3 separate regions of the Mus musculus genome follow, and regions 1 and 3 are each linked to region 2. The links are chromatin loops, found by intact Hi-C in ENCODE. Cell type or tissue: heart. All regions are shown on one strand. Each heading gives the region's core, and the rest is flanking DNA. Links, peaks and the distances in the headings are about the cores only.

Evidence for each region. A loop is a pair of places that touch in the nucleus more often than their neighbours do. Peaks named below come from ENCODE experiments on the same cell type or tissue, not always from the same donor. Only the 100,000 strongest peaks of a DNase experiment are listed, where the experiment ranks them.
Region 1: a loop joins it to region 2, with 2.1 times the contacts of the local background. A loop is called at or near these places in 6 of 42 quality-filtered maps.
Region 3: a loop joins it to region 2, with 2.1 times the contacts of the local background. A loop is called at or near these places in 7 of 42 quality-filtered maps.

The regions. Positions count from the first base shown.
Region 1 is chr16:32,982,518-32,993,154 of GRCm38, forward strand. It overlaps Lrch3 (leucine-rich repeats and calponin homology (CH) domain containing 3), which reads left to right. Exons shown (of 21, transcript NM_001081255.1): 11 at 3,459-3,510; 12 at 4,222-4,371; 13 at 5,914-5,964; 14 at 7,748-7,801. Among named protein-coding and RNA genes, the nearest start is that of Iqcg, 68 kb to the right of the region's middle. In heart, for the core only: no CTCF peak of the experiment used is centred there; no DNase peak of the experiment used is centred there.
Region 2 is chr16:32,907,818-32,918,454 of GRCm38, forward strand. Lrch3 (leucine-rich repeats and calponin homology (CH) domain containing 3) reads left to right here and starts at 6,283. Exons shown (of 21, transcript NM_001081255.1): 1 at 6,283-6,586. The coding sequence starts at 6,325. Fyttd1 (forty-two-three domain containing 1) reads left to right here. Exons shown (of 9, transcript NM_027226.4): 9 at 1-1,146. In heart, for the core only: CTCF peaks have their summits at 6,076 and 8,300 (motif pointing right); a DNase peak (open chromatin) is centred at 6,284; H3K4me3 peaks cover 2,118 bases; H3K27ac peaks cover 1,539 bases.
Region 3 is chr16:32,959,222-32,969,858 of GRCm38, forward strand. It overlaps Lrch3 (leucine-rich repeats and calponin homology (CH) domain containing 3), which reads left to right. Exons shown (of 21, transcript NM_001081255.1): 5 at 174-310; 6 at 2,414-2,523. Among named protein-coding and RNA genes, the nearest start is that of Lrch3, 50 kb to the left of the region's middle. In heart, for the core only: a CTCF peak has its summit at 5,717 (motif pointing right); no DNase peak of the experiment used is centred there.

The DNA of each region.
Region 1 (10,637 bases), core at 1,921-9,920, 75 kb after region 2:
TAGCATGCTAATGTTGTCCCAGGAACTATGAATGAAGTAGCTGGAATAAAGAAAATGTACTTATGGGGCTAGAGTTGGCTCAACAGTTAAGAGCACTGACTGCTCTTCCAGAGATCCTAAGTTCAATTCCCAGCAACCACACGGTGGCTCACAACCATCTGTAATGAGATCTGATTCCCCCTTCTGGGGTGTCTGAAGATAGCTACAGTGTACTTAAATAAAATAAATCTTTAAAAAAAAACATAGTGAAAACATATTTTTAAAAAAGGTAAAAAGAAAAATGTAGTTGTATAGATACTGTAAGTGTTACAGCTCTAAGGGGAAAGGTATCCTGATAGTTGAGAGCCAAGGAATACCAAAGTCATACCTTACAACAAAACTCGCACACAGATTTATAGGAGAGAGGGTGCCTTCCTCTGCTTGGGAGAGAAGCAGCAAAAAATCTGGGCAGGAGGCAGGCTTTATTTAGGGTTCCTTGGCAGCAGAGCTTTCTAGGGTACCCTGGGATTGGGGGCATTTTATGGCTTGATCTTGGGCTTTTTTTTTTTTTTTCTGTAGGGCAGGGTCTGGCCACACACCTGCCTTGAAGGACTGAAAGGGTCATTATGGCCGTTGGAGAAGACTGAGAGCCAATGCCCCAGAATCAGTCATCATAATACAAAAACTTTAAAGGCATAAAGTAGACCAATGTTCCTCAACAAGATTCAGCTCCCCTCCTTCGAGGCTGTTTGAAAATGTATCAATTCCTTATGGGAATCAGTTCCCAGCATCACTATAGGTGCTAGAGGCTGGCCACCTCTGCCATGAGAGACACTCTTAAAGAATGCCTTACGTGAATGTGGGTGATGCTGTTGCTGAGAGGCAGCCCTAAGTCAAAAGCTCATGGGCATGAAGGAGGGACAGGGCTGCGGTGGCCCACGAGCACCACGCGGTCACCTACACTGGCTCTCACACACACCGTGCTTCCTTCCTTCAGTCTCCATCCTTAACTTCTCACAGCTCAGTTGTTGACATCGCAGGTGCGTGCTTCATCGGGGTGTGTGCTGCTCCCCTTCTAGCCCCAGAGTACCTCCCCTCTCTGCGTGTCTGCTGAGTGGCCATGACAGAGTAGGAAGAGCTCCAACTGCTCACCAGGAAAGTGGGTTCTAGTGCAGGCTCAGCACGTGCAGCTACCATCCAGACGCAAAGGGCTCATTTTTCGAAGTTGTAAAAGTAGTGGCTTATGCCAAGCGTGGTGGCACACTCCTTTAATCCCAGCACTTGGGAGACAGAGGCAGGCGGATTTCTGAGTTCGAGGCCAGCCTGGTCTACAGAGTGAGTTCCAGGATAGCTAGAGCTAATCAGAGAAACCCTGTCTCGGAAAAAAAAAAAACAAAAAACAAAACAAAAAAGTAGTGGCTTATGCAGCACCAGCACGGTACCTGAAGTCCCTTCAGTTCTCATAGATTGCATGGTAGTTGAGAACATAAAATCCAACAAGATTCACACCTAACTCTACAATTTATTAACTATGTCACCTTTGGAAAGTAACTTTGTTTCTATCTCGTACTCCTCAACTGAGGACTGTAGGGCCTCTTCATTGGTAGGTTGTTGTGAGGCGCCTTCACAGTGTGGGAGATGCATAGTACAGTCAGTGGGTGTGAACTAGCACATGGTAAGAACTCAATCAGTGTTTGTTTCTGCTTGTCCCAGAGGGTGTTCTCAAAAAAAAAAAAAAAAAAATGACATGAGCTTTGTTTTATAAATGAAAAACCTTGATTTCACAAGTGTATCAAAGGGAGAGGTTCCGGGCTGACAAGATGGCTCAGCAGGTAAATGCACTTGCCACCGTACCTGACAACTTCAGATCAGTTCTTGCAAGCCACATGATGGAGAAGAGAACTTAGCCCTACAAGCTGTCCTCTGATTTCCATACAGGGGTGCACACACGTTCATAAAATCGAATGTTTAAGAGAAAATCCCAATTTTGAATAAAAATAATATTTAAGAAGAAACCAAACCTTTTTTGAGATGTTTTCCATAAAATGAAGTCTGTTTTAGTTAAGGTTTCTGTTGCTGTGGTAAATAAAACACCACCGTCACCAGCAACTTGAGGAGGAAAGGAATTATTTAACCTTAGTTTTTAAATCTGTCACTGAGGTAATAAACCAGGGCAGGAAATCAGGCAGGGACCTGGAAGTAGGGACTGGAACATAGGCCATGGAGGAGTGGCTCAGGCTGCTTTCGTCTGTACTCCAGAAACACCTGCCCAGAAGTGGCAGCACCCACAGTGGGCTGAGCACTCCCACTCCAAACACTCAGAAAATGCCATGTGAGGGTAGGTACCTGTAGGCAAATCTGGTGTGGGCGTTCCTCCCAACCAGTTCAAGCCAGTTCAGGCTTCTTCCCAAGTGACTCTACCTGTGTGAAGTTGACATAAACACCAGCTGACACAGAGACTTCAGCAAAGACTTGAAATGTGTGCCCTTAGCATTTGATAGTATGTGTCCTACCAGAGAAAAGACAGACACATTCAGGGGGAAGTAGTCCGAAATGCCAAGTTTTAAAGACTTTGAGCCTCTGAGTTTGACTTCTAGTACTAGAAAGAAAAAACTACTTGGTGTTATAGTATTAGGTGTTGAGAGTATAAGAGCTTGAAAGTTTACTTCTATTTTCCTACTAGCATCCTGATTTCAGTGAGGCATCTTTTTGGTTTTTCGAGACAGGGTTTCTCTGTGTAGCCCTGGCTGTCCTGGAGCTCACTCTGTAGACCAGGCTGGCCTCGAACTCAGAAATCCACCTGCTTCTACCTCCCAAGTGCTGGATTAAAGACGTGTGCCACCACGCCTGGCTGTGAGGCATCTTTAGTTACAGACACACATGACTTACAGAGTCTTGAAACATGTCTCCTTGCTTGAGGCAGAAGATAAATAGCAAACTGTAAAACTGAGAGTAGTGGTGCTGGCTTGGGTCTGTTAAGCATTATGCAGTGCCTTACCTCTACCTGTAGAACAAAAATCAATAGGTGCGTTACTCTGTTACTTACGAGCGCAGTGCCCAGGTTTGCCTAGGTTTGCCGCAGCCCAGGTTCCTGCTGAGTAAAATGGCTGTGTCTGTCAGAGGATCTCAGTTTAGTCTCCTGCTTTGGTCATGGTACGGATGTGGGTCATGGCTATGCAGGTCGTAAAGAGACGTGATATCGGAAATGCTCTCAGCCAGCTGTCCTCAGTAGTGCTTCCATGCAGTTGTTAACTAGCCATCAGTGACCCATCACATGACATGCGAGCTGGGGACTCAGGTAGGCCTGGGATTTAATGTAAGTTCTAGGGCTTATATTTACAAAATGCAATTCCTCTTTCAATGTAGACCTAACAGCTTCCCTTTATGACAGAAACTTCTGTTAAAAATGGAAATTTTACGTATTTTCCTTATCCCTCCTTACCTTGTCACTGAGTTCTTACTTTTCTTTGTGGGGCCAGGGTTCCAGTTGAGCCATCTTTGGTGTTATCAATGCCACCAAGTCACAATCAGGTAAGGTTGGGTTTTTGTTTTTGTTTTTTCATTCGGGTTTTTTGGTATTTGTTTGTTTGTTTGTTTGTTTTGAGGTGTTTGGTGGGTTGAGGGGTTGGAGACAATTTCTCTGTGTAGCCCTGACTGTCCTGGAACTTGCTTTGTAAACCAGCCCTCTGCCTCCCAAGTGCTGAGATTAAAGGTGTGCACCACCACCACCCAATTTAGTTATTAAATTTACCTTTGTTCTTTCAATGTTGATTTTGCTAAGCTAGGATGGCTTTTTTTTTTTTTAATTCTTTTTGGCTGTGTGTGTATACATGCATACTCCACAGCATGCATGTTAGAGGTAAGAGGACAACTTGAAGGAGTTGGTTCTCCTCTTCCACTGTGTGGGTTCCTGGGATTGAACTCAGGTATTGGGTTTGGGTAGCAAGCACCTTTACTGGCTGAACTTTCTTGTCAGCCAGGCTTTCTTTTATAATACTTGAACTGGCATTAATTGTCAGATATCTATAAATCTTGGGATTTGTCTTCTCAGTTCCTAAAGCTTGTGTTCATGATAGACCCTGCTTTTGTACATGCAAGAACATCGTGAGGGAGAAAGGTTAACAGTAGAGTGTTACCACTGCAGAGTAGACTTGAGGTAGCAGTGTTCTTTATGTTGATGCGGGTTACTGACATGACATCCCTTGTCCCCCTTACATGTCTAAAATGAGACCTCTCTTGCAGCTTTCACATTCAGACTTGGAGCTTCATCAGAGGAGAGAGCAGTCTATTGAGTGCACTCGGAGAGAGGCACAGCTTGCTGCCCTGCAGTACGAGGAGGAGAAAATAAGGACCAAGCAGATTCAGAGAGATGCTGTCCTAGACTTTGTCAAAGTAAATCCTTTACCATCATTGATGGATACTCTTGAAGTTAGGAGAAGAAATGTTTATTCATTTTGCCAAGACTTTCTGTTATTATTGCATTAATTAAAGGGAGTTTGAATTGAAGTTGGCATAAGCTAGGAGAAAACCATGGGAAGAAAGATCCTACTGAAAACCCATCTATGCATTGTAGAGCAGTCTGGAAAGAAGCAAGAGGGGAAAGTGGAATAGATAGAATCACAGTAATTAGACTGGTACAAAAGTGGAGGCAGGACCTCTAAGTTTAGTTGGCAGTGATGCCAAGGAGACTCAGAAGCATCTGAGTTTGTGTCTACATGTGTTACTGTGTGCTGTATTGAGCTGTCTCCCCCCCCCACCCCCCCGTTGTGTATGATACTAAACATATCAATCAATAATTGTAATATTACCATGGCAGGTGCTATGCCATTTGTAATCTAAGTATATGGGGAAATTTCTAAATTAATGGGTACTGAGCAGTGAATAAATCATTGAAGAGAAATTTAAAAACAAAGTAAAAGAAATAAATAGATGAACCCAAAGCAAGGTTTTAATGAGAGTCCAGTTTAGGTCTGTGAAAGCAATGAGGAGCCAAAGTCAGAGGACAGTGTAAATCTCAGCTACGTTTCTTACCGTTTAATGTCTCATATCCTGGACTCCCAGTTTTCTCTGCTTGTGGTATTTGTTTCTCTTATAGAATGAGAAAAATCACTTGAGATCATGTGTGTAAGATAACAGTGCGGGCCCTGGATATGTAGCTGGGCTAGGGAAGTAGACAGTGCTCCCCTAGCAAGCATGAGCCCTAGATTCCACCCTAGCACTGCTTAAACCAAGTGTCCTAGCACTGGGAGATGGAGGCAGGAGTCAGAAGCTCGAGGTCATCCATGCTACCTGAGATACTGTCTCAAAAAAGAAAAAGAAAAACCAGGCATGGTGGCACATGCCTCTATTCCCAGCACTTGGGAGCCTCCCACCCCCAACAAAAGTAAAGAAATTTCAAAATACTAGTTGTGTACAAACGTTTATTTGTCAGAATAACAGAATTAATAAATTGGGGGAAATGGCTTGTAATTAAGAAATTATAACCAGGTGGTAGTGCATGTCTTTAATCCTAGCACTCAGAAGACAGGGGCAGACAAATCTTTTGAGTTTGAGGCCAACATGGTTCTAGGACCATCAGGGCTACAGAGAGAAACCCTGTCTTGAAAAACCAAAGAAAAGAAAAAAAAGAAATTACAAATTTGCTTTTGAATATTGAATGTGATGTGACAATGGTCTGAATGAGTTCCTGAGAGGGTAGTCACGTGGTATTCTCAAGGTGTATGTGTAGGTTTTAATGTTTTCTATTAATGCTCATAGAAGTATGATAGTATAGCTCGTTGCAGTTCTTCATTTAAGCTAAGATGTTTAAGGCAAGAGCATAATCTCCTTAACTAGTAAATATAGAAAATACATTGATGTGATCCATTTAATGAAATGGAGTGTGTAAGTTCCAGTGTTGAGGTTCTAATTTCCTTCCTCTTTTTGGGAGTCTAGCAGAAAGCATCACACAACCCACAGAGACAGCAGCCCCCTGGGAATGGCGAGGTATGTCATTAATTACTTTTTCTTGGGACTTGTTATTTTGCAATGGAAATAAAATGTCTGCCATGTGGTTATCATGTTTTCAGTGATCAAATGTTTAAATGATCAAAACCTGATTTTTGGCTGGCGTAGTGGACATATGCCCATTATCCCATCACTTGGAAGGCAATAGGCTAAAGAGTTCAAGGCCAACCTAAGCTACATAGTGAATTCTGGGATAGCCTGAGCTATATAGAGAGGACCCCCCCCCATCTCAAACCAACCTGCTCCCTAAAATTCTCTACCTCACCCCATTAAATTCTACATATGAAGGAAAATAAGGTACAGGATAATAAGGACGGAGGTTATGAGAATATATAGGTTAAGCTTGTGCATAATCTAGAGATTATTCCATCCCCTCCCTGGTCTGCAGCTTGAGTCATCCTTAGATGGTAGATGGTTTTGGTGCTCAACCAGAGAAACTGTAGCCTATCAGCCTCGGTGATGATTTCCTTGTTACAACTCATGTATGTTAGTTCTAGATCAGTCGGTACAGTGTCATTACAAATAAATATTACAATTAATTGCTTAAACTGTTTAATTGTTTTGTTTTGTTTTGTTTTGTTTTGTTTTGTTTTGTTTTGTTTGAGACAGGGTTTCTCTGTGTAGCCCTGGCTGTCCTGGAATTCACTTTGTAGACCAGGCTGGCCTCGAACTCAGAAATCCACCTGCCTCTGCCTCCTGAGTGCTGGGATTAAATTTGCGCGCCACCACTGCCTGGCATAACTGTTTAACCTTTATGTGCCTATTTTAGTCTGCTAAAATGAAAATTACTAAATGAATGTTATTTTAGTGTAGTTGACTTTCATATTGACCAGTTTTTCTTACTTTCACTACCTGTAATCTCAATTTTTGATTATTGCTTTATTTGACTATTTAAGTACATTATTTGAAAGCTTAATGTAACTGGGGCAAGATGGATCATCGTGTCCTGGCTTTTTCTGCCAAACCTGATGACCAATTTGAGTTTAATTCTTCAGACTCCACTTGGTGGAAGATGACTCCCACAAGTTGTCCTCTGCACACACACACACATGCACACACAATGAATGGGTGGGTGGGTGGGTGGGTGGATGGATGGATGGATGGATGGATGGATGGATGGATCTGAATCACGTTTCTGCAGCACAGCTTCTTTTAGCCCTGGTGAGTTGCTTGTGTGTAAGTACTGAGTATGAGGGCACGCGCCCTGAAGCATCCCTCCTGCATTCTCACTTGTCTTTCTTCACAGTGATAACTATGCAATTTTTAACAACCAAAGCTTGATGAGATTTATGTATTTTTCTTAACTCCAACATTTTTTTGAGATGTTGTTTCATGTTTGAGCTCATCCAGAACTCAAGTGTGCTATATAAGGTGATATATATATCCTGCCCCTCCTCCACCCAATTCCCAAGTGCTATATGCTAACAGACTCTGAGAAAGGCAGTGAAAAGATGGCTCCACCAGACTTCATTCCTCTCAGGTTGACTTTTGTCATTGGTCTACACAATGAGCACAGGTTATTGATGCTACAGCTGCATCAGCACCTCTCAGCGCTTTCTCCTCTGAGCCTGAGCTTTAGAAGGTACATAGGAGGAAGTCAGTACTCAGAACCACCCGTCTGACTGATGGGTGCATGTGGTCCTGTGTGTCAGCATCCTGGGGTGTGTCCTTCATGCGATGCTCTCCTGTGTGTGTCCCGTGGAGTGCGTCACTTGTGTACACTGCTTCTTTTTGACATTGCTTATTTTCTTCACCTTCCTAGTGTTCCTTCCCATCCAGAAGGTCCCAGCACACTGATGACAGTGCCTTGCTAGTGGTAAGAGAATGCAGAATAGAGTTTACATGTTTGTAGAGTAACTGTTGTGCTTTACTCAGAATTGATGTAAATACCATAAAACAAGATGGGCAGGCACCATAACTAAATTCTCTATAAATAACCAGACCGCTCTCTCTGTAACTACAATCTAGGCAGGCTTCTAGAGTTTGACTCTTACATCTGTCTAATGCATTGAGAACCCTTCTGGCCTTATCTGTGATGAGATATATGTAATAATTAGTTTTTTAAATGTCTTTTCTAATTTTCAGTTAATCATTAATTTGGCTCATGAGTCACTCCTGTATGTTAAATGGAGTCCCACACTCCATGACACTAATTATATGTGACAACCTATTTTATCATGTATTTGGTTTCTGTTGTTTTCATTTTTACAGAATGTTCTCCCACCCCTTGCAAATACAAGCTGCGTCACACACAGACACTGGCTTGTCACACATGCATGCTGCCACTGGTTGCAGAAGTAGTGACAAAGACTTCACTTACAAAAGTGAAGTTCAGGTTCTCACAGTTGAAGTTCTTCCATGGTCACCTTTACCTCAGAAGATCATGGCCTGCAGTGCTGCCTCCTGACAGTTGGGAACCCAAAGACCATGAAGGGCTTTATTTAAATTTAATCATTCTTGGAAGAGAATTCAACCATTTATAAAATTACTTTTCCCATCATGTTTTATGCTACTTTCTTTTTTTTTTTTTTTTTTTATGCAAAAGTGTTGTCGGTAGTCACTTCTGCCTTAAGTGTTAGACACTGCCTTCACATGTGCTGAGAGCAACAGTGCTTTAGAGGCTCCTACAATATAACCTGCACTGGGCTCAGGATTCTGTGCATTCTACTGCCTTCCTTCCCACTAAGATGGACAAAGCACATATTAACTGGGCAGTCTTAAAGTGACCATGAGGACCAGCCTCTGAGGTATTAGCAGAATTTCACTGCCACGAGGAGTGAAAGCTTCATTTATGTAGGAAATGCCATGGTTTCTGATGCCGGTTGGTTATCTTGCTCAGTTCTCACAGCAATCTTAAAAACTATGGTTTAGTGAGGCAGGTGTCTTACCCATATGTGGCTTGTCAAAGGTCATAAGCTGGTAAGTCCTGGTCTGTCTTTGAATCTAATTCAAGGCCTGTAGTAAATACCCATGCTGGATTGCCTGCCATGCTAAAACTGAAGGGATGATAGGAAACCAAAGATGAAATTTAATAACACATAGAATAAGTGTCTAGAAGTTTTTGTCAAAGAAAAGTAGCATTTGGAAAAACAACAATAGCAAAATACCCTTAGCATAAAATCTGAAGTAGCAGTTGTCAAAAACACGAAATCTTTTATTTTGGCTGTTGGTGCTCAGGCCTGGTTTCCTGAATTAGGTGGCCTTGAAAATCAAATCTTTGGGTGTTGTAATGCGCTCCTGTATCCCAGCACTGAGGAGGTGAGCATGAGCAAGAGGTTGCCTCAAGTTCAAGGCCATCCTGCACTACAAAACCTAGTTGAAGGCAAGCTTAGACTATGTAGCAAGGCCCAAACACCCAAATAAATAGCAAAATTAAAGCAGAATCCACATTTCTTTGTATGATAAGGAATATCCAGCCAACACTCTACAAACTCTGGGCAGTAGAGTTAGGAGAATTCGGAATTCAAGGTCACCCACTCTATCTGGGGATTGAGGTGAAGAAAAAAACTTAAATTTTTAAGTCATGTTTTAAATCATGTCTCTGATCTCAGAACTGTTCTTCAAAGGGCTTATTTCATGCTGCCCTTAAAATCTAAATTTTTAAAATAGATCCTGACCGAAGCCTTCGTGTGCTCTGACTGCTCTACCTCCATCCTTATCTCTAGGCTCACTGTTTTTTCTTTTTTCTTTTTTGGCTTTTCAAATCTGAACATCCCTGTCCTCAGAGCTCTGTAAATGCTATTCTCTGCATGGACTGCTCTGCTCCTGGACTGGTTTGTGGCCGTTCATCAAGGATCTGCTTATGCATCACATCTTGAAAATGGCTTTTCTGGGGCTGAGAAATGACTCAGCAGGGGAGCACTTACTGCTCTTGCAGAAGACTTGGATTCGTACCCAGCACCCACGTGGTGGCTCACACCTATATGTGACTACTGCCAGGGCGTGTGACGCCTTCCCCTGACCCCTCCAGCAGGCAGCAGGCAGCAGGCACATACATGGTGCATATGGAAGACACACATACATTGAGACAAAACACCCATAAGTCATTATAGAGAAAGAGAGTGGGGGAGGCACGGTGATCATGAAGAGATGTGTCATAATCATGCTTTCCATGATTAAAGACCTGTCTCTGATTCCAGCACCCACTTTAAAAAGTCAGCTATGGTGGCACAGGCTTGTAATTCTAGTACTGGGGGCTGTGTATAGCTGGCTATCTAGCCTAGCCTACTTGAAAAACTCAGTGAATAAAGCATCTGCTATGCAAGAGTAAGGACCTGAATTTGAATCCCTAGAACCTACGTAATGCCGGAAACAGTAGTGCATCTGTGTTCCTATAGTGAGAGTGATATGGACAAGCTCTTTGTAACTCAAGTCTACAGCAGCTGAGGACAGAGACCCTGTCTAAACAAGGTGGAACTGAGGACCACAGCTAAGGCTGTCCTCTGACTCCATCCATGCATCTGTACTATTGCACCCACACTCCTCCATACACAAATGTTCCCACACATACGCATCATACACATGAAGGGTTGGCTTAAGATAAATGAATCAAATAAAAGTAAAATACCCTCTTTGAAATTCTGGTCATTTGGAATTTTATTGCGAAATGCTGGGTCATCTCTATAGTGTTAAGCTGAATCCTCATGACCGAC
Region 2 (10,637 bases), core at 2,002-10,001:
CCTTTTTTTTTAATTTTATTTAAACAGGGTGCAACGTAAAATTTCCTTTGCATCAAGGTGTATGCAGAACATTGATGCAGTGCATCACGACGTGAGCGTTTGTATTTAACGAGGAGGTGCTTTACACTGTACTTTTTGGTGTTTTTTGGAAAAGTTACATTAGATTTGTTCTGAAGCTGTTCATTTTTGACAAATAAAATGTAACAGGTTTCACATGAGTTATTCTGAGCTATAAAGATTGAGTTGTGGTTTTTTAGATTGTTGTGTGTTACAAAGCATCTTATAGTGGTTTTATATATGATTTCTGGGATTTGAAGTTGCTGATCAGCTAAATCTCCACTCTTGGTGTTCCTCTGACTTTTGACCATTTCATGCATGGGTGACCTGAGGTTCCAACATGAGGCCACCAAGGCGAATTAAAGATAGTCACATTGTTATAACGCAGAGCACAGAAGTAGATGAGCCTTTAGAGATGATCTGCGTCAGCCCCTCCTCTTACATCGTAGTTAAGTGACACCCGACATTTTCTAAGACGTACATGGAACATGGGTCATGTTTTGAGCCTCATGTCTTATAATTCTCAGTGGACAATAAACGACTTCACACATAGGCAGTAGTTTTGTGGTATTTAATGTGTCAGGTGTCTAAGAATTAGTAATATCCCTATATCAGCATTTGTGGTGTGCTCAGTAAATCTACTCTTCCAATAATTCCTATTTAATTACTTTGATATGGAAGTTACTGAAACTCATTACAAAAGGCCAATGTTTTCAGTATACACCGGGAAGATGATTGCTAATTCCAGACCCCATGTCGAAAAACTTACACACAGAGGAGAAAGACTGGTGGTCGAATCTGTCGTGTATTTTTAAATATACACTCACTTTTCACTATATTAATTATAATCAAATTATAAAGCATTTATGTTTAAGAAACATGGGTATAATTGTCAACATTTTAGTTTTGTTAGAGGTGCATATTAAATGTTACTGCCTGTAATGTAATTCATAAAATATATGCAATTTGGGGGTATGAAGAGATTAAAAAATTTACTTGTCATACAAAGAATTCCATATATTCCAAATGCAAGCAATATTAAAGCAAAAAAGAGCTTCCTCCTTTCTGAAGAGAAGGCCTCTTACATTGATTAAGCTTCCCATGAAGATGGTGGTTCTTTTTGGAGCTAGGGGCAGGTCTGGTGCTGGTGGTGCCTTTTTTTTTTTTCTCCCCCAAGACAGGGTTTCTCTGTGTAGCCCTGGCTGTCCTGGAACTCACTCTGTAGACCAGGCTGGCCTCGAACTCAGAAATCTGCCTGCCTCTGCCTTTGGGATTAAAGGCGTGTGCCACCACTGCCAGGCATGTGGTGGTGGTGCAATCAGTCTCTCTCCCCTGCCTCTCTCTCCATCTCTCCCTGATGTCCCCCTTCCTCTCCAGACTGAGTCACATTGCTATGCTTCAGCTTTCAGACTGCTGAGTTTATAGGAATGTGCCACAATACCTAGTTTTATCACTTTTCAAAGATTGGTTTATATATTTGTGTGTGTACCTGCATGTATGTATAGTCACTGTGTGTGCTGGTGCCCATGAAGGTCAGATGTGGGTGTTAAGTCCCCTAGACCTGGAGTTAGAGGTGCTGTGAGCAGCTTGATGTAAGTGGTGGCCATGGAACCTGTTTCCTCTTGAAGAGCAGTGAGCACTCTTAGCCAGCTCTCCAGCCCCTTCTACACTTTTCAAAGTGGATACGTAAGTAAACCCCAACCAAGCATTTATGAGAAGAGTTTTGGATACTGTAGACCACTAAAAGATGTAAAGATTTGCTTGGAAATTGTAGACTTCTAAATATTCTCAGATGAGATATACTATGTGGTGTGTGTGTGTGAAATACTAAAGATGAATAGGGAGCTATTTACCTAGTGTGCATATACGTGTATGGCTAGTAATATCTATTAACTCAATGAACAAAGGTGCTTACCACCAAGTCTGATGACCAAAATTTGATCCCCTGAATCAATGCAATGGGAGCAAAGAACAGACTCCAGAAAGCACTCTATCTTCTGACTTCCACATGTGCCCATGTGTGCACCCACACACACATTGAAGCGAAACTTGCTTTGGTACTGAATTAGTTAAGTTTTTGCCTATAAAATAAACAGGAAGAAGAGGAGTCTGACAATGCCTGAGACTGAAGAGCCTCTACTGCCCTTTTGTTCAGTCTCTTATTGCAGAACAGTAGTTGAATAAGGTGGTTTTCTATGTCCCTTGTGCTCAGTAACCTTTTAGTACTCTTTAGTTCTTCACTAAAGTTATGAACCCTTCACAATGACTGCATTGCTGATAACTTGTAGTATGGTACCGACTTTATGAAGATCGAGGAGCTGGGTTTGAGTGCATTCCTGTGATCTTAGCACTCAGGAAGCAGAGGCAGGAAAGGCAAGCTAGGAAGATAGTATGGGCTGCACAAATACTGTCTCAGACTTAAAAAAAGATGGAGGGAAGAAGGTGAGAATTTTACACATTTTGCATTTATTTCATAGTTGAAAACCCAACTCAAGTCTTCACACATCTCAAGAATTTCTCCTCGATCTGTCATTTTATGACAGGTTTTGAAAACTTTTTTTTAGACCAGTGTGTATGTTGTCTGAGTAAATAGGTTATGTACCATATGTGTGCCTGCTGCTTGCCAGGGTCACAGAGGGCATCACAAGCTCTGGAACTAGAGTTGTGAACCACCACGGGGGTGCAAGAAGTTCTAACCAGTGAGCCGACGGCAGCTCAGATTGAATTTTACTGCTACTTCATTTATGTATTTTATTGTATGAGTGCTCTGAAGGGGTAAATACCTGCATGACAAAGGAAGGCATCAGATCTCATTACAGATGGTTGTGGGCCACCTTGCCAGTGCTGGGAATTGAACTCAGGACAGCCAGTGCTCTTAATTGTTGAACCACTTATCTAGCCCTATCTAGAGATTTAATTTTATATAGTGTATGTATATGCATATGGTTTTACACATATATAATATATGTGGATAACATCTTACTGTATTGCTCACTGTTGTCTGATACAGGGTTTAAATTCCTCTGCTCAAATAATGCCCTGCCTTGAGTAGCTGGGAACACAGGCATATATCCAGTTTCATTCATTCTTTCATTCATTAGTTGCTTAGTTGAGACAGGACCTCACTAGCACTCAGAGACTGACTTAGCTCCCTGTACTTGCTCTAGTTTCCTGCACACTCCCCATCTTCAAATAAGTTTAAAATCATCTTTTCATATGTGTATGGTGTATGCCTGTGTGTGCTCAGAGGCCAGGTGAAGATGCCAAGGGTCCTGCTCCATCATTCTCTGAAGAGTCTCTCTCAAAACCTGGAGCCAGGCTGGCAGATAGCAGCCCTCAGTGATCTCCTGTGTTCCCTCTCCACAGCCTTAGAGTTACAGCACAGATGTGGCCACACCTGACTTTCTTAGCTGAGTGCTGGAGATTTGAACTCAGGTTTTCATGCTTATATAGCAAGGAACTCTACCCACTGAGCCATCTTCCCAGTCAGTCCTCCCCCCATTTTTAAAAGGCATTTTCTCACATAATAGTATGTGTAGCATCTTCATTTCTACCCCTATCCACATGCTCCCCCCTTTTAAAAAACTATTTAGTGTACATGAGTGCTCTGTTTTCATGCACACCAGAAGAGGGAATCAGATTCTATTACAGATGGCTGTGAGCTGCCATGTGGTTGCTGGAAATTGAACTCAGGACCTCTGGAAGAGCAGTTAGTGCTCTTAACCGCTGAACCATCTCTCCAGCCCACCACAAACCTCTTAATCAACTTATTTTGGCCTTCAGATATCTACAGACTTCATCCCGTGTTCTGAAAACCTCCAGTTTCCCCCTTACTTTTCTCTCTGTTGTTAATATATAACCTATCTACTTATCTTGATTCCCACACTTGCTTTTTGTTCATATGCTCAGGCCTCCCATATCTCCCTGGGATATGAGAGGTGTGTATAGCATCGAGTTTAATTCACTAATGGCTTCAAATCAAGTCAAACAGACTAGTTGCAGTTTACACATCTGGACAGTTCAGGACTAGGAATACCATGCTGAGATTGTAGTGGAGTGTTCATGTCAATAGGAAAAGAGGCCATATGGCTAAGAACTTGTGGGAATTGATGCAAATATAAAGTAATAGGACATTAGTGCTTTTGAAAAGGTACATCTGGCAATTCAGGTAAAATTATATAGTGTGCTTGTGGGTGTAATGTCTTGAGTGGGCACGGAGGGTAGGGAGTAGTCAGTTCTCCCCATTTACCACGGGCTCAGTGGATTGAACTTAGGTTGTTGAGTTTGTATGGTAAGATTTTTCCCCCATGACCATCTTGCCAGCCCAACTTAATCTTTTTTTTTTTTTTTTTTTTTTTTTTTTAAAGACAGGTATCCCTTTGTATCTAGGCTGGCCTGTATCATCCTGCCTCAACCTCTCAAGTACTAGGATTACAACATGCTCCTGGCTAGCTTAGTATCTTTCAAAGAATTAGAAATGTTCAGAAAGATCAGAAAATACATATATTGGGTATACATTACTTGACAAAGACTACCCATTACCATGAAGGGGCTCATTAGTAGACATTAATAATTTATTGTGGGACTTGTTGCAAAAGAAACTAGAATGTCAAATTGCTGAGAGCCAGACATGGCATCAACTATTACTTGTTTTGTGTTCTCAGGGGTTGGAAGGTCAAAGTCAGCTTGGGCAACATTGGGACTCTTATCTCAAACAAAACAAGACAAAAGGGCTGATAGAGCAGGTCTTGGAGCAACTGTTACTAATCAACTTTATTACTGAAACATTTTTACAATTTCTTGAACTCAGGAAAGTGCTTTTTGGGGGCTTCCCTGAAGTTGGGCTTTGAGTGATGAGCAGCTTCTCACACCTCATATTTTCTTTTGTGCTCTGTGATAGATTTTTCTCATCTGTGTCTTAATGTGCTCACATGCATCAAAATCATACTTGGAATTTTGCTCTCTGTCATCCTATTTTGTAACTTCAGGTTTTATTCAAAAACCTCACTCGTTCTTTTTTTTGGGGGTGGGGTGGGGTTTTGTTTTCAAGACAGGGTTTCTCTGTGTAGCCCTGGCTGTCCTGGAACTCACTCTGTAGACCAGGCTGTCCTCGAACTCAGAAATCCACCTGCCTCTGCCTCCCATGTGCTGGAATTAAAGGCGTGTGCCACCACTGCCCGACCCACCTCACTCGTTCTTGCTCTAGAGGGACTGCTTTGCCGTGCACTCTACTCAGCCCAATTGCTGTTTTCTTATTGTAACTGGCCTCCTTGGGTTCCAAAATAAAATTAGCTAATTCTTTAGAAAAGAGACTTTATCTGACAGGCCCTCGAATTCTGTACAGCAAAGTAAATTTGGTGAGTGATATTTGCATCACATATTAGGAATGGCTTGAATTTAAAACAGATTTGGAAAAATAAGAGACTGCAGGACTGGGAGGGTGGGGTTTTATTTAAATGTGAGTGGTAGTTTTCATTACTTGAATGGTTTCCGGTTTTGGTCTTTCGGTTCTAAATTTAATCCCAACATTTATTACATAGCCAGATTTCAATGTTAGATGTAAATATTATTCGTTCTGCTCTAGCTAGTGATAAAATCTGCGCAAACAGCCACAGTATTTAAGACGTTTGGTTTCATTAAGAGCTCTTTCATAAAAAGAGTTCGAAGCCAGCCTGGTCTACAAAGTGAGTTCCAGGACAGCCAGAGCTATACAGAGAAACCCTGTCTCGAAAAACAAAAAACAAACAAACAAAACAACAACAACAAATCTAAAATACATAACAATTTCAACAAGAATTAGGGACTTTGTAGCCGAATCTGCTCACACGGTATGTTTGTTTTCCCGTTCAAGAACTAATAGTATATCCACAAATTCCAGTTCAGATCATCTGGCGGTATGGTGACAAGCTGAGAGACAATTTTGGGCTTATCTCAGGGAGTCCCCTCTAAGTGCCCAAGTTTCTGGCAGCAACAGGGCTAAGGAATCTTTGCCGTTTAATGTAATCCACCACTGAGAGTTGGAGCGCTGTTAAGGACGGGTTTTGGTTTTTGTAGTGGCCTTTTAGGGAGCCCAGGGTACCGGGCTGCTCCAGCTCTGCGAAGTCGGTTCGGTTTCCCTGGAAAACCTGCTTGTGGGCGGGGCAGGCGGCTTGTTGCGCCCAGCGCGTCCGGGAGAGCTGTCCCCGGTCCGCGAGCCCCTTTCCCCGCCCACCCAGCGGATCGCGTGGCGCATGCGCAGAGCCGGGCCGGAGAGTTGTCGGCTGGGAAATGGCGGCCGCGGGCTTGGTGGCTGTGGTAGCGGCTGCGGAGTACTCTGGCCCTGTGGCGTCCGGGGGAAACCTCTCCGGTGCGACCTGTGGGCCGAGCCCTGGGTTGGGCCCTGGTCCTGGCCCGGGCTCTTGGAGCCGCTCGGTCGACCGAGCCCTGGAAGAGGCGGCGGTCACCGGGGTGCTGAGCCTGAGCGGCCGGAAACTGAGGGAGTTTCCCCGGGGAGCGGCCAACCATGACCTGACGGACACCACCCGGGCCGGTGAGCGGGGCGCGGGCATCCCTGCTACCCGGGACCCGTGGAGTGGGGGGCAGGGGGTGTGTGGCGACCGGCCCGAGGCTCCCCGGGTAACGGGGACCGCTGGCGGTACCGCGCACCCTCCCGGCCTGGCCAGACCCGGAGCCTGGGGTGCGGCAGCGCGCAGCAGCATCTCCGCTGCCGGCGAGAGGCAGTTGACGGGTGATCTTTCTTGAATCGCTCTCAGAAATCTCGGCATCAGTGCCCGCCCCGTAGACTTTTTGCCTCGCCCCGGTGTCTGCAGACCACTTTGCATTTGGGATGCCGAATTGACTTTGCTAAGAGTTGGAGCGTGGCAAGCACGTTCTTCCATCGTAGTATGGGTGACGCTGGGTGCTGCATTGTCAAAGGATCCAGGTCCGCTCTGGCGTTTTCCCTAGTGTGTGCGAGTATGTGTGTGTAATGTGGACTCTAACACTGGGAACAGCTTATTTCTCCGCCTCCGTCTGATTTACCGAAAAGTACTTGTAAAAATAGGCCATCTTTAGGTGCTCAGGACTTTCGTCTTCCATTCTTACCGCCGCCTAAGAAAACATGAAAAGAAGTAGGATATTGTCTACCACATCTATATTTGCTTTTCCCTTTAAAAACATTTCTGCGCCTTATATTGTTTAAGACAGGAAAGAGAATGGGGATTAAGTATTATTTGGTTTCCTTAGTTGTGGGAAACAATGTATGGTAACTGAGGTATTCAACATACTATATAATGTGTTCCTCTTGTGTTTTAAATATAGCTTCCTCCGGGAGTAGATTAAGAATTGAGTCCTTTTGTTTTACATAAGGGGAGGGGTCCCCTCAGAAGTAGTTTAAATGTTTTGTGTTTATGTCATATACATTGTTTCATCCTCATTCTGCTTGATTTTAAAATGTGAGAGTTAATACTTTTTCTTAGGCTTGTGTAGTCATCAAAGATTGGTAATTATTACATATTTCACTAATGTTGAAAAAATAAATAGAGCTGGTAAGATTGCTCAGTGGGTAAAAAGGCACATGCTGCTGCCAGACCCGACAGACAACCCAAGTTTGATCCGAAGAACCTACATACTGGAAGGAGAGAACTGACTCTTGCAACTTGTCTTCTGCCTTACATTGCGCACACACGCGCACATGCGCACACATACACACACACACACACACACCACTGCACTAAATATTATTTTTTAAAAAATAAAACAAAGACATTAAATTATCCCTAGAAACTATTATTTCCAAAGAAACTTTTCCTCTGCTTACTAAAGCTTATTAGTGGTAGCCTTTATTTTCAATATGATCTGAATTTTTTTCACTTGGCACTGAAGTCAGACTTGCTAAGGTAAACATGAAGAGTTACTTGAATTTTTTATGTGTATTGGTGACATCATGTAAACTTGTCATTCCTACCCCTCCCTGCCTTCTTGATTCTGCTCACGGGAGGGCTGACTGTCTGGCAGGGCGGTTTTCATATTGAGGTGAGTCATTTCAGTATTGCTGCTCTAAGCCTGAAGGTAAAGAAAAGGGTGATTATAGGAGTCTATCTAACTTATTATCTCATCTGTTCTTGAATAATTCTAGGAGCAAAAGTTTGAGCCATCAAGAAAGAAAACGTTTTATTGACAAAACCAGACATTTATTAAGAATAATATTTAATTTAAAGAAAAGGTTTTCTTATTGTTTGTTTTATTTTATGTATATGAGTGCCTTGTAGCTGTCTTCAGACACACCAGAAGAGGGCATTACAGATCCCATTACAGATGGTTGTGAGCCACCATGTGGTTGCTGGAAATTGAACTCAGGACCCCTAGAAGAGCAGTCAGTGCTCTTAACTGCTGAGCCATCTCTCCAGCCCCAAGCTTTTTTTTTTTTTTTTTTTTTTAATGTATATTATTACTCATACTTTAATGTTCTAGTTACTATATTAAATCAAAGGTTTTGTTGTTGTTGTTCTTGTTTGACACTTTATCTGGTCAAAAGTGTACTAGAAAAGGAGAGATTAAAAAGATCACAAAGTATTCTTTAACCTGTTAAGCCAGATTCATTTTTAACTTCAACAGCTCTTAGTAATTAGAACAAAAATAGTTTTAAAAAGGCAATTTAATGCCAGTGACATCATTTATTGACTGTTCACTATTTGTTTTCCATCCTTAGATGTTTAAGATATATTGCCTTGTTAAATATACATAACATATGGATTAAATATGATTAAACCCACTTTCATAGGAAAAGTAACTCAAAGATACTCCTACTACTGGTAGACTTTTACCTAGCTCTCTCCACTCTGTCAAACAGCTTCTCTGTGTGTAATGAGGCATCATTTTCCTTCGTGATGCAGATAGTGAAAGGGAAGCTTAGAAATGTTTAATAATGTGCTCAAAGGCCTGTAACCAAAGGCAGAAGTTGTTCTTTAGGATTGGAGCCTATTTGACATAACTCCAAAACTCAGTCTTCTTTTTTTGCAGGTACCTGATGAATCTAGTTACTCTTCAAATGTGTGTGTGTGTGTGTGTGTGTGTGTGTGTGTGTCTGTAGTGTAGGTATGTGCATATGAATGCAGATGCTAAGGAGGCTGATCAGAAGAGGGGCTCAGTGGTGACTGAGCCAGCTGGTCCTCTTGCAAGAGCGGTGTATATACGCTTAACCACTGAACCATCTCTGCATCCTGAATTCAGACTTACAGTAGTTTAAGTATTTTGCGAAGAGTATATACTATAAATTTTTAAAACAAGTAAATTGTATCAGAGTTGGCTCACAGATTATTCTTTAAGTGTTCAGCATCTTGGTAGAAAGCAGCTGCTTTCTAAGAATTTACACCTTAAGAAACAGCACTTACCACCCATACTGTTCACAGCGGGACATAATTGAAGTTTGTCAGAAAATTCTTTAGTTTTTTTTTTAGGTTTTGTTTTTCTGTTTGTTTAAAAAGGTAGATATGGCCAGGCATGATAGCGCATGCCTTTAATCCTAGCTTTCAGGAGGCTGGCAGGCAGGCAGATCTCTGTGAGTTTGAGAAGGACTGGTCCACATAGTCAGTTCCAGGAACTGCATAGTGAGACCCTGCTGGGTGTTGAGTGTTGGGGAGTAGGTTTTTTGTTTCTGTTTTTTGTTTTTTGTTTTTTGGTGTTTGTTTTGTTTTGTGGTAGTAGGGATTAAGCACAGGGAATTTTAGACACTAAGGGACAAAAATAAGCTTTTGGGTTTTTTTGTTGTTGTTATTGTTCTGTTTTCTTTTTAAGAAAGAGAAATGTTTATTTTTGAGTAGGTGACTTGATCCTGTGGACAAGATTTTAGAAGAAATTACAGAAGAATTCTTGGAGCAGGAAAGATGCAACTTGGTCTTTGGCTGGCAGAACTGAGAAGGAAAGCCATTCTGGGCAGTGGTAGACAGCATACAAGAAGGTCCAAGAGTCTAGGGTTCTCATCTGTCAGGACCATTATCCAATCCTCTTTTATCTCATAACAGTACTTCAGTTTTCCTGTCGAACCACCCCAAGAGGTTATATAAATCCTGCTCTGAATAGGGCATGCTCATGGCTCAGGCATTGTGCTAAGATACCTTGCAAATATACAACAGTTATGTGAGTTGTAAGTGCTAATTTATTTTTCTCTGACTCCACACATCAGAAAACTGAGACTCAGGAGATGATATAGTTTGGTCAGGACTTCACATCCAGAAAGCAACAGAACTAGGATTCAAATTCATGTATAGCCTGACATGCTGGTATGTGCTTATAATCCTAGCTTTTAGAAAGCTGAGGCAAGAGGATCAAGAAGTTGAGGGAGCCTAAGCTATTTAGGAAATTCAAGGCTAGATAGTGAGACCCTGTCTCAACAGTAGTCATACACACATTACTCTAAAGCTGTGTTTTTGACCATGAGTCATACAAGTTTGAAACCTAAGGTTTCTTTGGTTTGTCAGTATCTTCATTGGTATTATGACTGTTAGCACTGTTAGTTAATGATGTGCAGCCAAGAGAAATAGAGACCTGGAGCTTTAGAGTGAAATCTGGGCTCGAGAATAAATTCAAGAAAATGATAGTGA
Region 3 (10,637 bases), core at 1,683-9,682, 51 kb after region 2:
TTGGTTTTGGGTAGTATTCCTGTCTCTAAGCAATCAGATTTTATTTAATACGTTGTTAATTCCTAAGAATAAAGGTAAATGATTTTTCATATTCACCACATTTAACTGGAATCATGTGTAAAAACTTGTTCTACAATATCAGTGATTGTTCCTTCCACTGTACCTCCATGCAGAGCTGGCAGAGGTGCCTTTGATACGGCTCGACTTCTCGTGCAATAAAATCACAGTGATCCCTGTTTGTTACCGGAACCTCCGGCACCTCCAGGTGATCACCTTGGACAACAACCCGCTTCAGTCGCCTCCTGCACAGGTAAGTATGGATAAAGTCTGCGAAGGCAACTTCTGCTGGAAAGTTAAAGGAAATTCTCTGTGTATGCACTGTGTCTGTCTTGCCATTCACCAATACCACTGCTGCTGCCACCACCACACACTCCCTTAATACAGGGATGGAAGAGAGATTTTGATGTTTCCAAAAGCATTTTCCTTTCATTACTTCGGTGCGTCTGCGTGTGTGTTTGTTTCTAAGTGCACCAAAGGTTGCCGATAGGTGTCTTCCTCTGCCTCACTCTTGTTTGTTTGCTTTTGGAGACGGCACTCCAAGACCACTGCACTCTCACTGATCTCTCACTGAACTTAGAGTTCGGCGACTCAGCTAGCCTGAGCAGCCAGCAAGCCTGAGATCCTCCCGAGTCTACCTCCCCAGTGTCTGCTGCGTATCTGTGGGTCCCAAAGACCCAAGCACAGGTCCTCGTGCTCGCACAAGCCAGCCACTTCGCTGACTGTGATTTCTCTTTCTCCCCAGTCCTTAAGCACTTTAAGTTGAATTTCTCAAAAGTTTGTTTTCTGGCCAGGTGGTGGTGGCGCTTGGAGGCAGAGCAAGTAGATTTCTAGTTCCAGGACAACCAGGGCTGTACAGAAACTCTGGCTTGGAAAACAACAATAACAAAAGCAAAACAACAACAATAAAGAAGCTAGTTTTCTAATAAGATTTGAGTTCATTTTTTTGTATTTTTCTCCTATTAAAGCTTGAATTGGGGAACATAAATGGCATAGACCACAGCCTTCCCAACTGAAAGTTATCCATGCATTCGTGTTGCCCTGGTTTCTGTGCTCCCTCTTTCCTGTAGTGCTGAGTCCCCAGTTAACCAGGTGGCTCACTTGTCTGTGAGTAACTGAAATAAAACTAGTAACTCTGAGGCAGATTAGATCCTGTAAGCCATAAAATATTTGCCAGTCCCATAACTTTCACTTTGAACATTCTTAAAAGTTATTTTTTCCATCAAATTTGTGCACATGTGCTCTGACATGTGGAATTCAGAGGTTCTCTGCCTTTATATGGGTTCCAGGGAACCCTCACTGTGTAGGCTTATGATGGTCATTATCAAGTCTGTAAAAGTACTTCATAGCTACACAAAGGTTTCGTATTAGTCAGTTGTTAATCAATGACTAAATACTTGAGAGAAAGTAAGTTCAAAGAAGTAAGTAAGGCTCCTGGTTTCAGAGGTTTCAGCCATTGGGCTCCATTGCTAAGGACCAGTGGAGAGCCATGGTACCATGGCAACAAGAGCATATGTTAGAGGAGGCAGCTCACCTCACAGCAGCCACAGAACAGAGATAGGCATGAGAGCTTCAGGGACTAGATACCCCCTTCAGAGGCTGCCCAGTGCTGTCTTCCTGCAGCCAAGCGCAGGATCCTGACGGAACATACAGCCATGAAGTAAGTCATCCTGCATCATTCATTGATTACATTTGAGCCCACTTGAGCCAGTCACTGCTTAGAAGACGGCTGACAACTAAGCTTTTAACACATACACATTTTAGTTGCAAAATTATAAAGCATTTCATCAGCCTAAAGAATTTGTTTGACTCATGAGACAGGATACATCAAAAATTGTATATATTTAAATTTCACCATTTTATCATTGCTAGTTCTTTCCTACAGAGATCAGCATGTAAAATGTAATTGTACATGATTAATACCTAGAGAGAAATCTTTAAAGTCCTGGCTGTGTACAACTAATCAGTGTGTGTTTAATAGAAATGTCTTAAAAATCCAAGTTATGTTATTCCAAAAGCTAACTATGATAGAGAGGGAGGGAGAGGGAGAGAGAGAGAGAACACATCTCGGGGGCTGGAGAGGTGATTCATCAGTTAAGAACACTGACTGTTTTTCCAGGGGACCTAGTCCCACTAGTGACCCAGCATCCAAAGAGCTGCTTACAACTGTTTGGAACTCTAGTTCAAGGGGATCTAATATTCTCTTCTGGCCTCTGTGGGCACCAGGCATGCACATGGTACACAGACATGCATGCTAGCAAAACACCCATACACGTAAGATAATAGCAATATTTTTCAAAAGAACACCTGTATTTCGGATGAATAGTAATTTGGCTGCATTTGTCATTTTATTTAGATATGTATAAAAGGCAAAATCCACATATTTAAATACCTGAACATACAAGCTTGTAAGATTGCTCCAGATCTGCCAGATTATGAACGGAGGCCCTTGGGATTTGGATCCTGGTAAGTATGTTTTATTTTTGTGTCATAGTACAGCACAGGAAAAAAATCAAATAAATTTTATTCTTAAATTGCCTGGCCTCAGAATGCTTATATCAAATATGAATTGGTTATATAGATCCCACCAAGTGTAGTCAAAGTCAGTCTCTTGCAACTGCTCACTATTAACATTGTAGCCCAGGCAGCTCTTTCTCAGGAGAGGCTGTTTTCCTGTTTGTGTGTGGTCAGCATCCTGGCCCTGATGTTCCCTATTTCGTGGATAGTTAGTAGCACCCTGACCTCTACCTCCTAGAAACCAATAACTCACTGAAATGTTTCCAGAGAGCCAAATATTGCCACTATCCCTGGCAGGCCCCCAGTTGAAGTTGAGTGGTTTGAATGGCTTGAACGCTAACCTTAGCTCTGCCACTGAAGAGATTTCTGACTTACAGTAGGTCACCTGGACCTTTGCTTCATCTCCCTTTATAAGTGAAGAGGGGTTGGCTTTGCTGCATGATGACAGTACTTCAGGATCTTCTAGTCTACGACTCCCTTAGTGACATAGCACATGCTGAGTAAGATTATCTGTTTACTTGGCACTCCCAACTGTGTGGAACAGTCTTAAGTGTAGAAATTCAATTGAAAAGTCTTCCAGAAGTTGAGATAGCTATCCCAGTAAAGATGCTGTGATGGTCCTGACTTCACTCAGGAGAGAACTTCCCAGGCCTTGGTTTGGAGCCTCTCAGATTTTGCTGAGACCACAGTTCAGATGAACTTGCTTTGCAATTTTCTAGACTAAAATAGATCAACAAATGACTGTGTGGTTTCTAAAAGCAGATATAGCCAGGCATTGGTATGGTATATTAAATATGTCTCATGTTCAGAAAAGACAATTTAATATAACTTTAAGGCTTTATTAGAAATTATTAAAATAAAAGATTTCTGCTTTCCTCCACGTAAAATCATCAGGGAGATCTTTGTAATGACATTCCAGGGTGCTTAGTCTGACTATTAGATTGAAGACTTGGACACTGAAGGATATTTGAACAACACCTCTAACCTAGTTGCTTAAACATAGGCTAATGCAGCAGAGAGACCGACAGTCACACTAAGCGTACCTTCCAAGAACACCCTCAGTTCAGTGTTCATCTCTAGGAGGACTGGCACAGGGAAAGGATGCTAAGGGTGTGGCAGGTGAGCTGTGGGCAGTTGGCAGAGGTTGAGTGCGGTCTTGTGCCATGCGTAGGCCGCTTGGAGGAGGAGGATGCTGGCAGTGAAGAATACTAAAGAGTTTTCATTTCACCATGTTTTCTCTCTCTGGTAACTTTTTCTCCTAACTCAGTTCATTGCTTTTGGTATGGAAATAAATGTTTGTTAAGTGTGAATGAAAGCCTTGATTTTCCTATTTTAAGTTTTCATTAAAGGTATTTTATGTGGTACTCTAACAAGACTTAACAACAAATCAAAGTTGGCTTTTCTTTCGAATATACACAATTGATTTTCTGTTGAAGTTGGTGGTCCTTGGAAGGAAAGCTTCTCTCTCCTGAAATAGCAGAGTAGGAGCATGGAATTGCTACTGCTGCTGTTGAGGTTTGAGTGTGAGCTGGCTAGTGATGGTGGATGCAGGGGTGTGTTTGAAGATCCGCCTGAAGAGACAGTAATGAATGATGCGCTTTGATTGAGAGCTAAGTTACTATTTGCAGGACCTATTTCTCTGTGACCTGTTCCTTAATTCTAACTTATTTTTGTAAATACTGTAGTATGTACAATATTTTAAATACATAAAATATTAGTTAAATTACATGGCAAAAGACTTGAGTCTATATTTGCTAACAGATAAAGGCTTGAATTAATGGGAAAAAATGTCCTTTCAGGTTTCCAAGTAAATGGCAAACCTAAATAGCATAAAGATGTTATTTCTCTCCAAAGGAGTTAGAAGTGATAGAAGTGATGCGTTGCAGTCTCCGTCATACTCTCTGGTTATGTCAGTCATAATAATTAGGCTGATTTCTAGATTTTTCTATTTTTTTTCAGAGGCAAACTGTTGTTTCAGACATACTAGAAATTTTAATTTGTTACATATATGTCTATATAGCTGACCCTTTGTTTCCATGGAGTCAATCAAGTATGGATGGAAAGTATTCGGGGGGGGGGGGGGGAGATGCACCTGTGCTAAAATAAACATTTACACTTTTTTCTCATCATTATTTGCTAAACAATGCAGCATAGCAAGTCATTCCATGCCCTGCATATTATATTAGGCAATATGAATGATTTAGAGACGATAATGTACATAGGCAGAGTCATCAGTGTTGGTGACATGTGTCTATATTTCATCCCCTTTACCTCATCAGAAGGCTTAAGCAGGAGGATGTCTTGAACCCAGGAATTTACACACATAGATAATCTTTTCTCAAACAAACCCTGCTGGGTAGGGTAGTACGTTCTTGTAATCCTAGCACATGGGAAGATTATTCTCAGCAACACAGGGAGCTCAAGGCCAACCTAGGCTACATAAGACCCTTTCTTAGCAGCAACAACAAAAATACATAGATGATGTCCATAGACTTTGTAGAAATGCTTTGATATCTTACATGGCATCATTTCAGTCTCCCTGGATTTGGGTATCTGAAGAATCCTGGAACTAGTCCCTTGTGAATACTGAAGGGAGACTTTATATGTAATATTTCATTTCACTTTTCAAGTACCAGGGAATGACTTGTATCTTCCTATTTTTCTTTCAGAGGAACAGATTAATAAAATTGTGTTATAGTTATTGACTATTCATTCAACGAGTAGGCATGGAGTCAGAGACTCTTGGTTTTGAGTTTCTGTCTTCTTAGGGTACTAAGCTGTTTAATCTCTCTGAGCTTCCATTTTCAGTATAATCTTTGTATCGCGTATTACTCTAGCATTATAGTTCTAGATATCAAATATCCTAAATCTGAAAGTTCCTTAAGTGACCATAAAAATCTATGTTAAGTATTAGGCATGTTAATCGGGCTAGGATCGATTGAGCTAGATAGAATCCAGGCCTCCTACAGAGTCCCTTAACTCTTGGAACATGCAGGACAAACAACACATGCTTAGATTTCAGTTCTTAGAGTTATACATCTTTGATCCTGTTTTCTTATTTTGTTTATTTGTTTGCTTTTTTTTTGAAGGTTTATTTATTTTATGTATGTGCAGTGTAGTTATCTACAGACACACCAGAAGAGGGCATCAGATCCCATATACAGGTGGTTGTGAGCCACCGTGTGGTTGCTGAGAATTAAACTTAGGACCTATAGAAGAGTAGTCAGTGCTCTTAACTGCTGATCCATCTCTCCAGCCCCTGATTTTGTTTTTTTGAGACAGCATCTCACTATATAACCGTGGCTGGCCTGGAACTTGCTATGTAGACCAAGCCAACCTTAAATTCAAATCTACCTGCATTTGTCTCTTGAGTGCTGGAATTAACAGTATGCACCATCTTGCCTAGCCAGATTTAACCATCTTAATGTTTGTGTATAATTTTTTTAAATGACCTACAAGTTTAGCATATAGTACTTACCTTAATCCCTGCATTTGGACACAGGCAGAAGGATCCTGAGCCTGATACCGAACAAGACCCTGTCTTTAACTACTAAAAGGCATGGGGGTAGTGGCCAAAGTACATGATATAATTAATTGTATGAAAATGTCTTTATAAAGTGCATCAATATGTGAAATAGTATGTGCCAATAAAAATTTATGTTTAATTAAAAAAAAAAAAAGAATACTACCACAAAATCCAGTACCCACAGAAACTCCCAGAAATGAATTTATAAAAATTACAAATTTTTACTAATTTCCAGATACAAGTGTTCCCATCTCACTTGGTGAGTTGCACTCATCACCTTTGCTTTGTTTAGTGGCACTGTGGTTGTCATTAGTGAGATATAGAGACTCAAGACAGGGTTTCTCTGTGTGACCCTTGCTGTCCTGGAACTCACTCTGTAAACCAGGCTGGCATCAAACTCAGAGATCCTCTTGCTTCTGCCTCCAGAGCGCTGGCATTAAGGGTGTGCCCTACCACTGCCTAGCTGAGGCCTGGTTTTTGATAAGATAATTTTAAGCAACTTTATGTTATTGACTAAACATATTTATCTCTGTTGAGGTGAGTACAAACCCAAACTAAGGAAACACTAAGCCACTGGAAACACTAAGCCACTGGTAAGAAAAATCCATCCAGCTCGTACTGATAGAGTATTTATAATCTTAGCACCCAGGAGGGTCATGAGTTCAAGGTCAACCCTAGACTGCAGCATGAGCCTCTGGAATCAAAACAGAAAGACCTACCTCTCTAACTCCACCCACTGAATTAATTTTGTTCAATAAACCCTGATCTTTTAAAAGCAAGGGACCGTCCTTTATTCATACTTAATATTCCTTTTTTCTTTCTTTTTTTTTTTTGTAGAACATGATTTTAATGTTTTCAACTGTTGAAATTCAACAAACAGAATAGTTATTTTAAGATATACTTCGTTGGTATGTCTCCCTTTTCATTTCTGATTTTGTTAATTTGGATGTGGTCTCAGTCTGGCTAAGGGTTTATCTATCTTGTTGATTTTCTCACAGAACCAGCTCCTGGTTTTGTTGATTCTTTGTATAGTTCTCTTTGTTTCTATTTGGTTTGATTATTTCCTGGTCTACTCCTCTTGGATGTATTTGCTTCTTTTTGTTCTAGAGCTTTCAGGTGTGCTGTCACACTGGTAGTGTAAGCTCTCTCCAGTTTCTTTTTAGAGGCACTTAGAGCTATGAGTTTTCCTCCTACCACTGCTTTCATTGTGTCCCATAGTTTTGCTATGATGTGTCTTCATTTTCAATAAATTCTAAAAAGCCTTTAATTTCTTTTTTTATTTCTTCCTTGACCAGTTGTCATTGAGTAGAGCTTCCATGTGTATGTGTGCTTTCCGTTGTTTTTGTTAGTATTTAAGACCAGCCTTAGTCCATGGTGATCTGATAGAGTGCATGGGATTATTTCAGTCTTCTTGTATTTGTTGAGGCCTGTTTTGTGACCAATTATGTGGTCAATTTTGGAGAAGGTACCGTGAGGTGCTGAGAAGAAGGTATATTCTTTTGCTTTAGGATGAAATGTTCTATAAATATCTATTAGATCCATTTGGTTCATAACTTCTGTTAGTTTCACTGTGTTTCTGTTTAGTTTCTGTTTCCATGATCTGTCCATTGCTGAGAGTGGGGTGTTAAAGTCTCTCACTATTATTATGTGGGGTGTGATTTGTACTTTGAGCTTTAGTAATGTGGGTCCCCTGCATTTGGAACATAGATGTTCAGAATTGAGAGTTCTTCTTGGTAGATTTTTCCTTTGATGAGTATGAAGTGTCCTTCCTTATCCTTTTTGATAACTTTTGGTTGGAAGTTGATTTTATTCGATATTAGAATTGCTACTCCAGCATGTTTCTTGGGACCATTTGCTTGGAAAATTGTTTTCCAGACTTTTACTCTGAGGTAGTGTCTGTCTTTGTCACTGAGGTGTGTTTCCTGTATGCAGCAAAATACTGGGTCCCGTTTATGTATCCAGTCTGTTAGTCTATGTCTTTTGGGGGGAATTGAGTCCATTGATGTTAAGAGATATTAAAGAAAAGTGAGTGTTACTTCCTCTTGTTTTTGTTGTTAGAGGTGGAATTATGTTTGTGTGGCTATCTTCTTTTGGGTTTGTTGAAAGATTACTTTCTAGCTTTTTCTAGGGTGTAGTTTCCCACCTTTTGTTGGTGTTTTCCATCTGTTATCCTTTGTAGGGCTGGATTTATGGAAAGATATTATGTAAATTTGGTTTTGTCATGGAATATCTTGGTTTCTCCATCTATGGTAATTGAGAGTTTTACTGGGTATATAGTAGCCTGGGCTGGCATTTATGTTCTCTTAGTGTCTGTATGATATCTGCCCAGGATCTTCTAGCTTTCATAGTCTCTGGTGAGAAGTCCGGTGTAATTCTGATAGGTCTACCTTTATATGTTATTTGACCCTTTTCCCTTACTGCTTTTATATTCTTTCTTTGTTTAGTGCACTTGGTGTTTTGATTATTATGTGACAGGAGAAAATTCTTTGATGCTCCAGTCTATTTGGAGTTATGTAGGCTTCTTGTCTGTTCATGGGCATCTCTTTCTTTAAGTTAGGGAAGTTTTCGTCTATAATTTTGTTGAAGATATTAACTGGCCCTTTGAGTTGGGAATCTTTGTCTTCTCATTGTGTTTTTAATTTCCTGGATGTTTTGGGTTAGGAGCTTTTTGCTTTTTGCATTTTTCTTTGACTGTTGTGTCAATGTTGTCTATGGAACCTTCTACACCTGAGATTCTCTCTCTTATCTCTTGTATTCTGGTGGCGATGCTTGCATCTCTGACTCCTGATCTCTTTCCCAGGTTTTCTAACTCCAGGGTTGTCTTTCCTTTGTGATTTCTTTATTGTTTCTATTTCCATTTTTAGATCTTGGGTGGTTTTGTTCATTTCCTTCACCTGTTTGATTGTGTTTTCCTGTAATTATTTAAGGGATTTTTATGTTTCCTCTTTAAATGCTTCTAGCCATTTACCTGTGTTCTCCTGTATTTCTTTTTTTTTTTTTTTAAATTATACTAAGTATTTGCTTAACTTTTGAAGTTTTTTTTTTTTTAAGATTTATTTATTATATGTAAGTACACTGTAGCTGTCCTCAGATACTCCAGAAGAGGGCATCAGATTTCGTTACGGATGGTTGTGAGGACCATGTGGTTGCTGGGATTTGAACTCGGGACCCTCGGAAGAACAGGCGGCACTCTTAACCACTGAGCCATCTCGCCAGCCCCCTAGGTGTTTTGTTTTGAGAGAAGATTTTATGTATCCCCAGGCACACACACGTGTGTGTGTGTATTTATTTATTTTTTTTTTTTTTTTTTTATTTTTTGGTTTTTTTCGTGACAGGGTTTCTCTGTGTAGCCCTGGCTGTCCTGGAACTCACTATGTAGACCAGGCTGGCCTCGAACTCAGAAATCTGCCTGTCTCTGCCTCCCGAGTGCTGGGATTAAAGGCGTGCGCCACCACGCCAGGCGTCTGTATTTCTTTAAGGGAGTTATTTACGTCCTTCTTAAGTCCTCTAGCACCATCATGAGAAGTGATTTTAGATTCGAATCTTGCTTTTCTGGTGTGATGGTGTAACCAGGACTTGCTGTGGTGGGAGTACTGGGTTCTGATGATACCAAGTTACCTTGGTTTCTGTTGCTTATGTTCTTATGCTTGCCTCCCACCATCTGATTATCTCTAGTGCAACCTGCCCTCGATATATCTGACTGGAGCCTGTCCTTCCTGTGATCCTGGTTGTGTCAGAACTTCTCAGAGTTCAGCTGTCTCTGTGATCCTCTGATTCTGGGATCCTGTAATCCTGAGGTCCTGGGTGTGTCCAAGCTCCTGGGAGTCAAGCTGCCTCTGGGACCCTGAGATCCTGGTGTGACCAAGCTCCTGGGATCCTGTGGACCTGGACATATTAGAGAGCCTGGGAGTGGAGCTTTTTCTGAGTGTTGTAGGACTGGCTGTAGAGTTTGTGCCCAAGGTCTGCTCAGGGCACCTCTGATCCTGTGATCCTGAGTGGATCTTCCTCTGGGTGTTGTGGGACTGATTGGGGAGTTCTCACTCAAGGTCTGCTCAGGGCACCGGCCCAAAGTGGAAGCTATACTTAATGTTCTTTTTTTTTTTTTTAAAGATTTATTCATTTATTTTATGTATAGCAATGAGTACACTATAGCTGTACAGATGGTTGTGAGTCTTCATGTGGTTGTTGGGAATTGTATTTAGGACCTCTGCTTGCTCTGGTCAACCCCGCTCATTCAGTCCCTGCTCTCTCTGACCCAAAGATTTATTTATTATTATAAATAAATACACTGTAGTTGTCTTCAGATGCAGCAAAAGAGGGCATCAGATCTCATTACAGGTGGTAGTGAGCCATCATGTGTTTGCTGGGATTTGAACTCAGGACCTTCTGAAGAGCAGTTAGTGTTCTTATCCGCTGAGCCATCTCTACAGCCCCCATACTTAATATTCTTAACATTCTAAAACATTGTGTGACCTTCAGTAAAGGATTGATCCACATGCTCAGTTGAAACAACGGATGTAGTGACTTAACAGACAGT